Regions from separate parts of the Homo sapiens genome. Here region 1 is linked to region 2. The links are chromatin loops, found by intact Hi-C in ENCODE. Cell type or tissue: OCI-LY7. All regions are shown on one strand. Each heading gives the region's core, and the rest is flanking DNA. Links, peaks and the distances in the headings are about the cores only. Region 1 overlaps QTMAN (queuosine-tRNA mannosyltransferase). Region 2 overlaps ZEB2 (zinc finger E-box binding homeobox 2).

Region 1 (8,345 bases), core at 97-8,096, 340 kb after region 2:
CAAAGGGAATGCTAAGCAGAGATAATGTACAAAGATTCATGAAAGTAGAAACTTGAAAAAATGACTCATGGTACCCAGGGCAGGAGGCCTGAAGTTTTTTGGTACTATGAGTTTCCCCAGAGAATAGGATGGAGTGGTATTTCATGCAGAGGAAGAGGCACAGTCACATGTGCTTGGGGCATTGGTGAGAGTCTGGTGTGGCTGAAGCATAGGTTATAGAGTGAAGAGAATAACAGGGGATTTGGTTCAGATATGTGGGAACTAGGAACTCATTTGTGGAGTCTGAAGAATGTTAGAGTCATTATTGAAATAGAAGACAAAATCAACAGTTTGACTTTAACATGAATAAATAGAACAGGAAATAATGGAAAATTCTTAGGTTTTCTATTCTGTCAAGCAAATACTATCACAATAATGTGGGGTATATTTTACTGGTATGAATTTATATTCATTTTTATTTTGGGATTTGATAAATGACAATGTGACCAAAGTTAAGTTGCCAAAGATTGCATATATATATGTGTATGTGTGTGTATATGCATTCATTTGCTCAACATATTAATTGTTAAGAGCCAGGTATTGGGGTTACAAAGATGAGTGAGTAAGATAATGCTCTACCTTCAATACCTTTGTCGATTAATTGAAAATGGACAATAAGTGTTTATGTATACTAGTAGGGTAAGTACAAAGATATGGGGACACCCAAGAGAATATGTAATCCAACTTGGATGTTAGTGGAGGGACCTGGAAAGCCTTCTTGCAGGGGTAATGACAACCGATTCTTAAATGATGCAGACAAGTTTGTGGTTGGGTTGATTTGAGGGAAGGGAGCATGGAATAGTGGCATACAATGCAAATTAGATAGCAGTAGCATGGAGATAAAAGGCAACCTGGTGTGTATACCATATTGGAATCATAGTCATAGTCATTTCATTATACTTGAAGCTCCAATTGTGAAATAGATGAGGCAGGAGATGAGCTTGTAGAGCTGGGTGGAGACCAGCACAGGTTGACATTTCACATACTTAAGGGACTTGGTTTTATGCAGGAGAGTGACCTGGCCAGATCTGCATTCTAGATGCATGATTCTGTAGCTAGATGTGGGATAAACTTGTTGGGAAGGTAGACTTTGAAATAAGATTAGTTAGGTGTTTTTTGCAGCAGTCCAGCCTTCACTATGTAAAAGTTTATGAATAAGGATGACGTTGAAGGGACATATTTGAGAAATATTTAGGAAGTAAAGTGCACAGGATTCATTAATAGGTTCTTAATGGAAATTCAGGGAGAGTGAGTCAAAGGAGATGACTCTCAGGTTTCTGGTTTGGTAAGTGGTTGTGCCTGCAGCTACAACAATAAATTCAGCATAAGAGCATATTTATTGAATTAGATGAAGAATTCTGTTTTAGGCCTTTTGTATTTAAGCTGCCAGTAGGCTATCCAAGTGAAGGTTTCCAACAGGGAATGTCTGAAGGTTGGGTGAGAAGTCTAGGTTTGAAATCCAGATACAGGAGCCATGAGCATGTAAATAATACTGAAAGCCTAAGAGTGAGCATCTCTTTAGTGTCAGAATTATGTTCATAATGGTAGTGAATATGCCAAGTATGTACTGAGAAAACTTGACCCAAGAACCAAAATTTGAAATGAACTCTGCTTAGCCTTGCCTATTTATTTATTTATTTATTTATATTTATTTATTTATTTTTTTGAGACGGAGTCTCACTCTGTCACCCGGAGCGAGAGTGCAGTGGCGCGATCTTGGTTCAGTGCAACCTCTGCCTCCTGGGTTCAAGCGATTCTCCAGCCTCAGCCTCCTGAGTAGCTGGGACTACAGGCATATGCTACCATGCCTGGCTAATGTTTGTATTTTTAGTAGAGATAGTGTTTCATCATGTTGGCCAGTATGGTCTCAATCTCCTGACCTCGTGATCCACCCGCCTCGGCCTACCAAAGTGCTGGGATTACAGTCGTGAGCCACCGCACCTGGCCAGCCTTCCCTAACTTGCTTAATTTTGAACAGGAACCTTCTTTAACAAAGTGAGCTATGAACCCAACCAAAGTCTTTTTAAAACATCATGTGTTTTTCCAAAAAATTTAATTGTAGCACCAAAGCAGCATATCAAAATATCATTTGCACTGAATTGATAGATCATCTATTTGGATTCTTAGAATTGGGTGACTAGTGTATACAGGACACTGTAGTCAGTTCAGGACTTCAAAGGCAGTCTGTATAATTTTGGCAATAATAATAATTTCATTTTTTCTTCTCTCAGCTCAAGCACAAGTGATCTAGGGAGAAAAATTACTTCCAAATGAGCTTACAATTGCCAACAACCCAAAATTTAACCAAATTGGATCATTGCACACTGCACTGTGTTTGGAAAAAAGACTGACAGAATGTTCTTTCAGTAGATTCTAAGGTATAGGAATTACTTAAGTGCAGTGGCTCTGGAAAATGGTTATTGCGTAAAGATCTGGAGTAATTAAGTCACATACTGTTCATGTGTAGAAGAATTTTCTAATAATTTTGATAAGTAACATTTTGTATGATGAAAACAAGAATAGTAAGAGTAGAAACTATAGAATGGCAAATAAAACAATTCTCAGATATTGCAACATTTTGAAATTTGATTCATCATTTAATTTGGATTTCATTGCCAAAACAATTTAATAATAATAATGGTAAACAGTCTCAAAATGCTTACATCATGCCTACAATGTACCAAGCAGTGGTCTAAGCACCTTACACATCTCACACCACCCTATAAGAGGAGTACTCTCATAGGCCCATTTATCACATGAGGAAATAGAAACAAACAGAAGACCAAAAACAAAAAATGCAAAAAACAAAACTTGGCCAGGTGCAGTGGCTCACAGCTGTAATCCCAGCACTTTGGGAGGCAGAGGTGGTTGGATCACCTGAGGTCATGAGTTCGAGACCAGCCTGGCCAATATGGTGAAACCCCCATCTCTAATAAAAATACAAAAATTAGCCAGGCATAGTGGCGCACACCTGTGGTCCCAGCTACTTGGGTGGCTGAGGCAGGAGAATCGCTTGAACTCAGGAGGCGGAGGTGCAGTGAGCCCAGATTGTGTCACTGCACTCCAGCCTGGTGACAGAGCAATACTCTGTCTCAAACAAACAAACAAACAAACAAACTTTCCCTAAATCGCATAGCTAGTAGTTAGCAAAGCAGGCAGTCTTCCCTTAGAATCCATGGTAGACCTGGGTAGTCTGCCTTCATAGTCCATGGTACACCCAGGTGGCCCACCTTTGGAGTACATGACCTTAACCACAGTTCTAGTTTAAACATTAATGAATGCAGTTGTTAAATAGTGTATCTATGCATTGTGGGGTTTTAAACAAATATGGAGATGACATGATTTTTTGCCCTTTAAAACCAGTCTCTGGCACTGTTTGCCATATAATTTGCATTGCACGCACACCACAATGATTCCTTTGATTTAACCTTTTCCTACTACTGTGAAAAGGCAATGTTAGCATATATTCCTTATGTATTTACAAATAAAGGGATTTTTATAAAAAGAAAACTTGAGATGATCTCCTTAGTTTAAACTGTACCTTATAGTTATGGATAAATTAGATGTAGGGATTACTAACTTTAGGAGATTTTATAAGGACTTCAATAGGTAAAAGCCTATGTACATACCTTGCTCTTTACCTAAGAATATTTTATAAGTAGAAATTACTTTAAATCAAATAATTCAAAAGGTAATAGGCATGCTTACTATTACAAGTTTTATTGTTAATATTTTTTATTTTTTAAATTTTAAAAGTAATATATAATTGTATAATAGAACTTTGGAGATAAAATATGAAAATTCATAAACCCAGAATCTGTAATAACCTGTTTTACTTCCTTATGGTCTTTTCCTATGTATCTAGTCTTACATTGCTTTAATAATAGTATATTTATAATTTTGTACTTTAGGAAGTTTTAAATTTATTGTTAATATTATTAGGGATCTTTTTTGGGTAAAAATACAATAAAATTTTGTCTTTTGGATAAATCCACATTTTCATATTCCGGGTTTGTTTTGTAGTCTCTACCAAGTACACATATTATAATTCAGAAACAGTTTTGTGTTATTCTATTTACTGCTGTCTCTTCACCCTCTTTTTGTTTCTGTGCCTTTGGCTTTCCCTAGCTGGGCACAGTCAGGTCCACTGATGCCCCCTATCTGCAAACTCAGTCTTGCACAGTACCTGAGCCATTCTTACCTGAGTCAGCTGATAGACACATCCTTAGCTTCAGATGCACACCTGCTCGTTGATGTGACTTATAGTTTTATCCATCCAAGACCTGGAATTCGTCCGCACAGCTGTTTGGGCTCCTACGTTCTTCCAGCTGACATTCACCCCTAGGTCTCTCTTGTTGCCAGTTGCCATGAGATCAGCCCTAGGCCTTTACTTTGCTGCTCTTTCCCTTATCTCTCCTCACCTTTCAACTGCCACCTTTAGCTAACTTGGCCAGATTTTTCTCTCTTTGTTTTTTTCCCCTGATATATTCTGCTTTATTCTATAGGCACCTTCTGGGGCTTTGATACTTCTTCCTTAGTTCCTGCCAGTTCTGTCCGCTGCATAATCCCAGTCAAGCTTGACATCTGTACAAGATTTTCCAGAGTCACTTCCTAAATTCTGAGCAAGACTTCTCCTTGAAATCTTTACTCTTCTGCTTTATTCATTGAATTTAACCAGCATCTTGCCCAAGTTATGCTCTTTTGACCTAGGTTTTTTGATTGGCCCACTGTCTTTTTTGATGACAGGTGTTGTAGGTGGTACTGTTTCCTTTGAAGTATATTCGTTCCTGGAACCAGGTCTCAGCCTCATTTGCAAAGGCCTGAAAACACCCAGGACAGTGTCAGCATGGTTTCTCCTGAAGGCAAATTACCGTGTAAAAATCAGGAGAGCAAAATAAAAATTTTAATGCATGTAGTTACTCTTCTAAATTCACTCACTGATTTTTGTTAGGTCTATTCAGATCCTTTTTACAGCTGAACCATTTATCACTTGAAGCAAAAGGAGCAACTGTCTATGCCACGTCCAAATGTCTTTGTACTATGAAAACTTGAGATGCAAGGCATGTTGTGTCTAGGTTTAACATCACTGTAACACATGAAATAAGAGTCCATCAATGCAAACTAAATTAAAACTGTAGTTGCATAAATAGAATCTATGGTAAGCTCTCTTTGCCTTACCCCATTTATTCTACTTATTGATGAATTTTCATAACTTACTCCTTGAATAAATTATCCAAGAATTAGCCTGTGATTTTCTTTACATATTTCTTCATATTTGTACACAGGTATTGCCATAATAAAATCTTATAGTGATTACTGTTTTTTACTACTTACTTGGGCTGGATTTTAAAATAATGATTACTGTTTTTACTCTCCATTTGGACTGGATTTTTCATTTACAATTTATATTAAAATGGAACAACATTGTCAAGTCTACTGTTAGAAAGGACTCAATCATTCTTTCGTTTTTTTCAACTGTAGGGACATTCATATCCTTTCCTCCCTAGTCATACATGTAACTGGTCCTATCAGTAACATGATTAGATCACAAAACTTCTTTCTGGTAAGATATGAAATTTGGGCATTCACATTTAATTTTAACCTTCTGACATTATGCTGTTCTTTTCCTCTCTGGCTTCTATGTGGAATAATGTGGCATGGCCAGTTTCTTACAAGATGTAAGTGGGTGGGGAGGTTCTGCAACAGGGTACTGGAACAAGACAGCCACAGGGAATTGACTCGATTAAATATATCATTTCCATTGTATACAGTTGTGATGTCCAAGTGATCTGATGATATGAGTCATAATCATAGGAAGCTTTTGGTCATAAATAAATACAAGAAAGAAGTAATGAAGGATCCCAGCTAGTAGAACATGACAATGGAGTGTCTGTTTAACCATCAAGTGTAGACAGGCTGGTACTCGATTTCAGTATGATCTCTTCAGACCACATGTTACCTTTTCTTTCGTGCCATACTCAGATGTCCCAAATTATTATCACTCTTATGACTGACTAACATAGAGGATTTCCAGCATTTTCTTGGGTTGCGTGGAGTTGTCTCAGAGATTTCTATATATTAATATATACAAAGGACATGTTGTCAAAGGAAGTGAAAAAAGGTTGAGTTAGGTGAATTTCCAGACCATCTATTCCTGCTTTACTCAAAGGTGTTTTTGTGTATTTTACGTACCAGTTGTGTGTAAGAATTCATTTGAGAAAGTGGCTGCCTTAAATTAGTCTGAGAGCTATTTCCTCTGTCCATCACAGATAGAAAGACACGATTTGGTGCTGTCTCCCCTCTAACCGTTGATGTGACAGCTATTCATTGAATACCTGTTGACTGCCAGGCCCTGTAATGCTTTGTTAGGCATCTTGATCATCTACTGAGGTATTGAATGATCACTGCGTTACAGTCTTAAGTTTTCCCTCTGGTTCTGCGCATAAGTTACCATGTTTTCTTTCCACATTTTCTTGATAATCTTACAACTTCAAAGTGACTTCTATACCAAAAGTTCCAAAATCTGTCTCCAGTCTCACTTTGCCATGTAATACTCATGTGAGATTTGATAAGTCATCCTTTCTGAGCCTCAGTTTTCTTATTTGTACAACTGATGTAATTACCAACACTAGAAGGATAAAAAGACAGTGAAAGGTACAAGCTTATATAAGTATAAAGGATAATATTATTTTTATTGCTGTAATCAGTAACTTTAGGACCATATCTCAACATTTTTGTAGGAAATGCTTGTTTGTACAGACCCTGACACCTTAAACTTAAGATTTACTAAATAGTGTTCAGTCACTCTTTTTTCTTGCATGAGACACTGTCCTTGATTTTATATTTTTATGATGGCATGATCTTTCCGATAGTCATTACATTTCAAAATCTTGAAGGTACATTTTTAGTGCCTTCTCCTCCTTTAGAGGAGAAATGTTACTACATTTCTTCAGACTTTCTTTGCAACTTGTCTGTATTGCTCTAATCATCTCATAACTGGTCCCTTTTTCTTTAGTCTTTACGTGTACTGTTATGGAATTTTTATTTTTTTGTTTTTGTTTTGTTATTTTTGCCTTTTGTTTCTCTACTCCTAAAAAAATATAGCCTGAAACTTCAGCATCCCCGCACTGTGTACACATTGGCTCACTTGTAAGCCTTGCATTCAAGGTCCTCTACAATATATACTTAATCTGCATTTGCAGCTTTTCTTATTACAACTTTTTCATGAGCCAACCCCTTCAGCCAACCTTTTTGTTTTCAAATTGAGTATTGACCACTTTTATTTCTGTAAGCTCTCTGTCTGGAATGTCTTCTCTTTGTTGAAAAACTACAGATCCAGTCTGGCCTATTGAAAATGCCACCTCCATGAAAGTATTTGTAATATTCCTCAAACACATGTGATTATGGCTCTTCTCTTCTGAACTCACTATCTCACTGTTCTTTACTTCATCTCAGCTATTCCATGCTTGTATAATACCTAAGTAACGGCATAAAATACACTTAACTATTTCTTTAGTTGAACTTGATCACTGTGTATCTGTTTCTTTCCATTTGTGAACCATATTTGAATCAGCCTCGGCCCCATGATGAGAAAGTGGTTGGTGACGGTAATGCAGTTTCATCTTACAGTTTATGTCCTACCATGTTGCAAGTACAAGAAGGAAAAGTGGCTCCCAACCAGCTTTACACTATTGAAAATATGGGGGACCGTTTTAACACTATTTTTTTTCTTGATAACATGCAGGAATATGTGTTGAAAGAATTATTTCAGGCATTTTTATTTATATCCATGTTAAAATATAGTTAAATGAAAGTATCTTCCAATCAGAAACTAAAATTTTATAGAACAAGTAAATTTACTTACTCCTAGAAAGATGTCTCACCTGTTCTTGTCTTGATTAATCTTCAAAGGGATTATTTTTTATGATCTGCAGTTTGTGCATCCCTATTTTAAGGCATTAAGCTCTGTATCAAATCCTTTTTGTATTATTGCAAATCAACCAATCTTTTGCTACTTTAATGTTGTCAGCCATTCACTCTTTATTGTTATTTTAAATGCCAGAAAGTAAAATGCAAAAACCCCACCCTATATTAATGTAATTTTATGGTTAAGATTTTACATTCAAAAAAGTCCAGAAATTCAAAGTTATAGTTCCCAGAAGAATCCTAATTCAGTCACATTGCATAAACTGATATTAAGGCTGAAATGTATCATCATTACAGTAATGCACAATACCTCTATATGCATGAGGACACAGTTATAGTTGCTGAGGGAACCATAATTTTGGATTTTCTGACTTTTTTTG
Region 2 (8,345 bases), core at 124-8,123:
GCATGCAGTATTCCTTTTCAAATCAAAGGGAGGCTTAAAATTACTTTTTGAACACTTTCAGACCATGGTCAGGTCACAGTTTGGGGGCTGAATTAAAATGATCTCATTCATGATCTAATTGAGGTTGGCAAAACCTTAGCAGTAGCAGGAGTACATAAATATAAATCAAAGACCAAAATTTAGCAAATCATATCATTTGCTAGAAATCTGCTCATGAATTATTCTCCGATTGCCAACCCAGAAGTTAAACTTTGTCTCCCCTCAGCAACAGTAACTGCGCATATTTTTTCAGGCTTCTGACAGGAAAGTTAGAGGATCTGAAAAGAGAAAGGAGAAGGAAGATGATCACTGTGTCATCAGATATGGTACATTTGTGACCCAAGAAACTATGAGAGCTGATAAAGCCATGTACGTTTACAGTGGCTGCTGCAGCCTTGGTTAGAAATTAATATGGGTTTCTAAAAACCAGACTTTGGAAGAGCAGGCAGCACAGACACATTAAGAGTGTAAGGGGAGCAAACGTTTCAAGAAGGGTCTGATTGTACTTTGCTTTCATTTTTTCAATTGAGGAATGTAATCATCATAATGATTCATGATTATTTACAAATTTAGTTCTATCACTGAGCTGGGTCCAGGGATTGAGATTTGAAGTAGTGGTTAGAACTAGAAGACGATACGGAGCTGTTAGTGTGCATATTCAGGTTACCTTTCATTCTTTCTTTCTTTTTAACGCTGCTATAAAATTAAGACTCCAAATAACTTTTCCTATAATCTGTGGGATTAAATGTCATACTCTATTGTATCTAATCCATTTTTAAGTTGTAAATTTTTCTTGTTTGCTGTGTATGATTTCATCTTAAACCCACACAACACTTTACTATAAACTAGAAGAGGTCTAATTCTACAGTTGAATCTTTTGAAGTTAAAATTTTAAATCCTGTGTAAAAGAAGATGTTCTTTTAATCAAACAGTAAACACAGAACTGGTCAGTTGGCCACCTTTATATATCACAAATATATGAAGGTATACTTTTAAATCTTCAGGATAAACTAAGGTGGGAACATTTAAAAATAATCTCAGGTGAGAGAGGTAGATGACCACATTCCTGGGAATAGGTAACTGTCATTAATGATTTCCTAAAATGTATTCTACATTAAAAAAACTGTAATGGATTTCTCTTTAATAGTTACGTTGCCCATAGACAACATAGTGATTTTTGTTCTTTATATACTGTTTCTTATTTTTTTATAATAACTCAAGGAAAGGTACTCCTGACAAGATGATAGCCACCCCCTCCTCCCAAATATGAAATAATCAGTAATAGATGAACAGATTAAAATATTGTGCTATATAAAATCTGAGGTTTTTTTCTTTCTCTCAAATGGATGAGTAAATTTCAAGGAATTCAGTGCCCAAGTGATCTATAAATGTAATATATTGCTTTCAATGTTTCTTAGTTTAAGAAAGTATTTATTGTCTTGTATATCCAAGTAACTGTAATCAAGGAAATTGCAATTGCCTATTCTTGGAAGTACCTAAGTTTCTATTTTAGACACCATGCACATCAATGGAAGTGTTTCACATCATGAGAATTCTCAGTTTTAAGAGGTGAGGTTTATATATAAGGAACTCAGTAAGCTGTGTTTTCATAATAAATAGACCCATTAAGAGGGAAATATCTCTGAGCAAAATGGTTGTCCTCTAAAGATTTCCCATCACCTTTGCTCTGCTGATGGGAATTTGAAAACTAAATACAGCCCATGTGCACACATTCCCACATGCACACAAACACAAATGCACCCTAGGATCCAAACTCTGAGAATTTTCCTCTTTAACTTTCACTACAGTCATCTAGCTTGTGAATGAAATACACTTAAACAAAAATAGTAGAGGCGAAGAATTAATGTAGATTCTTGTTTAGTAGGATTTATTGTAGGGGGGAAATGTGTTCCCTATGCCACATGATTCTTACGAAACTTACACCTATTAATCTAAGCTTTAAGTGTATTATTTAGGATAAATTACTAGCTTTCTGCTTTTGTACTGTTTTCTCCCATTTTCCTTCAGTATTACCAATCTTAACACAGATTATCCTAAACTGATTGCAAATTATTATGGTTTTTAAAACAGCATTCTGGAGTCCTGAATAAAGATGGTATTTTAAACTAGTGTTTACAATATACAGAATAAAAAAGGGTGGGGGAGATTTAAAACCATACCGAACACTTAGAAATGTGTGGAGTTTTATACTTGTGCAGATAAGTGTGAGGTAGCCTTGCCCTGTGAAACCAAGACCACAAATGATACGTGTCAGTAGGTTCTTTGATAGGGCTTCTGGCCACAGTGTTTTTGTGCTGTCAAACTGCTATGTTGAACAAACACCTCCTCTGGGACAGAGTGATAAATGCAGAGACAGGCTGGCTTCAACCAGTCTCAGCAACCTCCTCAACCACACCCCCCACTCCCAGCCCACCTCCTACCTCCTACAATCCAGCCACCTCCCACTCCACTTTGCCCCTTTACCTGAAATTGACATTTATATAGAGGTGCCCAGGATTTTTTAAGGTGTCAGTGGTGAGTAATTGTTGATACTCCCCAAATCTTATGAATCAGTACTCTGAAACTGCAGGCAAAGTCCTTTTTCTGGCAGGCTTTATCTAGTCTTTTTAAATGGAACTGGACTGAGCTTCTAAACTTTTGCCAACTTGAACTTTTTCCACCTTTGCTTAATCACTTGAAAACCACTTGCTTTCCTTGTCTTTCCCCCAGTCGCTTTTTATTTTCTAATGTTCAAGCTATTACATTGTGCAACACAGACAAAATTTTGCCTTAAAAAATCCAAACACTATTACCTCTTACTTTTCACTTTCTAGCATTCTTTTAGGGCTAACATTTCAAATGTATAGTCAACTGGTCTTTTTTTTTTTTTCTTCTCTCTCTTGGAGCCATTATTCTCTGACTAAAACCTGTTTACTGGTGCCTTTGTGTGTGCGTTTTTTCCCCCTGACATTAAATGAATTTCCATCTTCTACTTCTGCAATCTCTAAGAAATAGATAAACCATTATATTTTTTCCCTGCTCGTATTTTAAAGTGGTGATCCTGACAGCAGGACGATTATTGCACTTTATGTTTTAGTGGATGTTTGCTGTTGCTAGTTACAGCAACACTTATCATAAGACAGCAAGAAAAGAGTAGTCCCTGGTAATTAAAGTAATGAAATATTCATTTACTCTACCTTTTCTGTAGTCTCACAAATTAGGCTGCTACATTTAATGCCTGCACTGCCTCTGTTTTTATTATAATGGCAGCTTTCGCATCTGCAATTAGGACTAATTCTGACAGTTACAATTTCTGAGGGATGGTAAACAGTGAACGAGATGTGCAGCAGAGGTATTACACGTGAAAAGCCCTTGTCTCTTTAACCTTGTTGTTTTTTTTCTCGCAGAGGTTACCTTTTCCCGATGGTGCAAAATCGACTTGACATAACTGTTCATCAGTTTCAGGGTTTTCCCTGGAGGTATTTGCATCAAATCAGCCCAGTCAAGCTTCAAGTTGAAATTGGCAGGCCAGAAACTCACAGGGTAGAGACTGGAAAAGAGACAGCCAAAGTACAGGCAGCAAACTGACAGCAGCAGAGTGAAAGACAGAGGGGTGGGGGGAGGTTGAGAGCGAGAGCTTTTCAACTTTAGTGTGCGGGAAATCTCAGCTCCTCCTGTACTGATCTCAGCAGCACCATATCCTGAAGGAGCTTGAAAGGTTGAGATTCAGAACACCTTCAGCTAATTCTTACCACTAGGGCTCACCAGCCTTGCTCCGGGGGTTTGCTCTCACTTAATCTGATTGGATGCCTAAAGAGGAGTGGGCACACTTAATTAAACGGAAGGAAAGTTCTGAGGCACCTCCCCAGCACTTATTAAAGCTTGAAAGCCAAATCTCATGATCAGTGTTATAGGAGGAAATTAAGGTGGTTTGTTTTTTTTGTTGTTTTTTTTTTTTTTTCTAATTGTTAACTTGTAGGAAAGTGAACAATCCCTCTCTTTACCAGGTTTGTTTTCTTGGGGGTTCTCTTCTGAGTAGATTAAATGTTCACAGAGACTAGAGCTCAGGGGACTGTCCATTCAAAAGCTAATGCATTTTGGCTAACAAAAAGCCAGTACAAGTAGCAAAAATTATATTTGAAGAGATACTCCTTTGAATGACATGGGTTTGCAAGTTCTCTGTCAAATAATGCCCTACTATCCTGGTAATATGAGAACACGTATTAAGTTGTTTAAAAGGTCAAAAAACATGGCAAAACCTTAAGATGTCTAAGATACTCAACTTTTACTCTCAACAAGGTCACTTTAAGAAAAATTCTATGATTGCAAAACTTGTATAATTGCTTTTACAAAGAAAACAAATATGAAAAGTGTTTCCTTTGCCTGAGAACATTTTTTCTCCTTGATGTCTTAAAAAAAAAAATTGTCATCCTTCCCCGTCTCTTCTAACTTTGGAGTGGGAGGGGGCTGGTGTTTTTACTAGATGATTTAAAATCCTCCTTACTTTCCAACTAGACTTGGGGGTCGAATAAGCCCTTGCTTTCAAACCGTTTTCTAGCTCTGTGTATGACAGGCATTGGCTGATCTGCTGATGCCCATTCGACAGGCACTGTTGAACTAAAGTGGTGTGACGGCACAGTTTTGTTAAGCTGTGAACAAAGGGCTGAAGATGCCTTGCTGGCATCATCCATGTGCATATTGGCCTTGTCACAGTTTTGCTTGATTTAATGCTCTGTTTATTCCTAGATATTAAAACTTAAATTCTGAACAATATGTTTTCAAATACTACATACCAACTTTATTTTAAAAGCTTTAACTTTGAGGACCCTAGGGTCCATTTGCTCATCCAGTTTCTGTGTAGCCAACATTAAAACACAGCTTTGGAAATAAATAGATTGCCAGTAGCCTCTTAGCTGTTATCCATTTAAAAATGGGATTCCAGTCTTTAAAAGTCTTATTAGGATAAAAGATTTATTTTTCTTTGATCATTGGTTGAAAGTCATTATTTATTTCCAACACTGGATTGTCACATAAATTCCTAAGGAAGAGTTACCTTGTGTGTACTCAGTGCAGTCAGAGTAGACTTTTTAAAATGACAAATTATTAAAGAGATATTCAGTAATAAAAGAAAGCCTATAAGAATACCTATAAGGGTAGGCACATCACCACTGAGAGAAAAAAAAAAATCAAGGGAGTTTATGTTAAAGTGAGCCCTATTTAAGAGATAGCAGAAGAATTAAGATTGAGACTTAAAAACAAAATAATTGTTATGAAAATCCCTGTTCCAGAGGCAACAGCTCGCCTATCTAAAGAAATCTTAAGTTTGGTACTAAATTTAGATTCCAGCGTCCCGTTGAATGTGTCTTGAGCTTTATCTACGCTGGGTTTTTGTTCCCCCTCTGCCTCTCTTTCCACTCTTCAGGTTTTCTTCAAGTGTTTGCTAAGAGATTAGTTAGCAAGTTTATATTGAGGAGGTAGCCATGGGAGGCAGCTCTCTGCTTGAAGGAACGCGCAGTGGGTCAGAGTGAGAAGATACAGGGAGCTAAGACTGACTAAGGCCTGGGATCAGGTACTTTATTTTCTCTCAAAGACAAACCGCCCATAGAAAGGTTGGTGGGATGGCATCTGCCAGCAGGAGCACAGATGTTACCACTTTTAGAAACTTCCAAACAAGCATTATTGCTGGAATAACTTTATGAAAAAAAAAATCTGCTGCCAGAATACTCCTTTTTCATTATGTAAAGAGGCTATAATTTGAGATATTCAAGGTTATTTTTACCTCCATTCATAAAACAGCATCTTTCTTGAGAGCTGTTACGAGTTAGGTGAGGAAGGTGGCAAAGGAGAGAAAAATACTCAGCAGCCTAAAAGTATTGCTGCTGCTAATAACCGGTGAGACTGCACTAAGAATCTGAAATGGAATCTCCGGGGTAAAACACATCCACATTTCTACCTGCCCTAAGCGTGCTTTCTTAGCAGTGACTGAGATGAATTGTCCATTTCTTTTCAGTGGTAGTTTTTCTCCATGTTCACTTATGCCAAATAATTCCCACAGCCAGAAAGAGTGATACAGGTCGGGGTGGCTAGGAAAGAATAAGCCTTTATTGCTAGTTTTTGTATAACATCAGGCATGAGAAAGACACTTGCTAACAGCATAGATTGCAAGACACTCTGTGGCCTGTTCTCTTAGTTTCATGAGAAAATTTTGTCCAATCCCATAGGTGTGAACAAGATTTAGACATGTAATCTCCAACCTGGAAAAGAAGAGAGCTTTTAATATATTAATAGGGCAGATTCTTACTTAATATATAAAGTGAATTTTGGCATCAGTTTGGGGTTTCCTATTAATACTTTGTTAGCAACTGTTTATGGAAGAGACAAACAGCAGTTCATCCAAATAGTCCTCCTTCCCCAACCCCCAACCCCTATCTTGGTATTAACTGCTTTGTCCTGTCAGCTTATAACATTCTATCTTTAAATTACTCTAAATGAAGTCATAATTCTAGTTATGTTTTGTAACAAGTCCATGGCTAGGACCAACATGACTTCTCACCTTTTAATGAACTGTTCTACTTTAGGATCTTCTAAGGAATAGAGTGTAAAAAGAAGCAAAGCAGGAGATGAAGAGGTCTCGTAAATAGTTTCCTTTGAACATCCACAATTGCTTACATGGCCTTTTCCCCTTTTTTCCAGGCTGGCAGAAATGGCCTAGCCCAGGACTCATTCAAGTGAGCACATTTCAGAATGACTCATTGGATGATTGGAGGGAGACACAAGCCCTACGATACCAATGCAGTGTATTAATGGAGAAAGTTCCTGAGATTGGGAGTGGGTGTGACATTAGGCTAGGGTATTCCTGAAGGGCTCTAATTCATGTGAGAATATTAAGTGTAGATCTTCTAGCTATCAGTTAGCGTAAGGTTTCATAAACAGGTAATGATGGCTCTTTCCCCCCGCTACCCCCCCATCCAATTTCTAGCTGAGTGAGGAACAGGCTCTGCTTCATATAAATACGATCTTTGAATTTATCTGCAATGAGGTACAGCTTTAATGATCTGTATCTGCAAGCCAGGAGCATGAATGTGATCTTATTGTATCATAGTGTAGAGATGAGATAGGCTAGCGCTACAGCACACCAGTGCATTGTGCCTGGGTGTCGGGAGCAATCCTTCCATTTCCAAAGCAGCAACTCTTTATTTTTCATCATTGTTTCTTTACCTCACTTGTATGCTCCTTGTGATACAGATCTGAGTGAGTTGTGCAAGCTTCAGACTTGCCAGCCCCCAGCTCCCAGGCCTAGTACAGAGTAATTCATAAACTTACCATATTAGACTATCAGATTGAAACCAAGGGTTTCTACTGTGGTGGAATTGGAAAGCCCATTGTTTTGATTATCATTTCATCAGCCCCAACTGATACTAGTATGCTCAAGGAAAACATACTTCAGTTACAGTTGATTTTCAGATTCCAAAATGGTGCTGCAAAGCCTGTGCATCTCTAATTATATTTTATGCTAGGCTGTGCAATACCAAAATATACGCCGCAGCAATCAGTGAGTGAACAGTATCAATCAATTTGTAAACAGATGAAGTCACTCATTCCCAAACTGGTTTTCCAAAAACAATTACTAAATTACAATAGAAAAAAATTGTACAGTTACTGTATTTGTGTGCTGTGTTACAATCAACATACCAGGGAAACAAAACAATTTAATGCAGAAAAATCATCATTCATCTACATTATAATTGCTTCTTTTTCACATCTACAGGGCGGTTAATTAAAATTGTGATTAAATGCGGTCGCGCTGCCTAAGATGTCTTGCCCAAAACAGGTGGTACAGAATTTAAAAGTAAAAAAAATGTAATTAGCATTGGAAATTGAGAAATTGCCTGTAAGAATCAGTGTTAATTTCAGTCAGTGATGAGGTAATTTATAAATGAATGCAGTGGAGGCTGTGCAAATGCACAATTGCCTTCCTTGCCATTCTTAGCATTCTCAGCATGCAGGTGAAAATGTTTTCAAAATATTGAGGTAATTTGAAAATCAATCCATGCATTCTGTATCTTTTTTCTCCCATTTGTACCAAATGCTGAACAAATGCTGCCATAGATGGCACAATCCATCAGTTTTTTACTTTCTAAAAGTAATGCTGCACATATTTTAGACCTAGATTAAGAAATATAACAACACAAATTGCAAGCCTAAAATTGTTACACGGGTCAAAATTGTACACCTGAACTTCTGACTAATGGAGATTTGGTTGGCTGTGAAATGCTCCCATCAATAAAATAGAGACATGGGGGGAA

What was found. Peaks named below come from ENCODE experiments on the same cell type or tissue, not always from the same donor. Only the 100,000 strongest peaks of a DNase experiment are listed, where the experiment ranks them.
Region 1: it touches region 2 in a loop (3-fold over the local background); 13 of 110 quality-filtered maps call a loop at or near these places.

Annotation. Positions count from the first base shown.
Region 1 is chr2:144,158,731-144,167,075 of GRCh38, reverse strand. The region is part of intron 4 of QTMAN (queuosine-tRNA mannosyltransferase); the gene reads left to right. Among named protein-coding and RNA genes, the nearest start is that of QTMAN, 170 kb to the left of the region's middle. In OCI-LY7, for the core only: CTCF peaks have their summits at 3,988 and 4,194; a DNase peak (open chromatin) is centred at 4,185.
Region 2 is chr2:144,499,735-144,508,079 of GRCh38, reverse strand. The region is part of intron 2 of ZEB2 (zinc finger E-box binding homeobox 2); the gene reads left to right. Among named protein-coding and RNA genes, the nearest start is that of ZEB2-AS1, 16 kb to the left of the region's middle. In OCI-LY7, for the core only: CTCF peaks have their summits at 3,597 and 3,809; no DNase peak of the experiment used is centred there.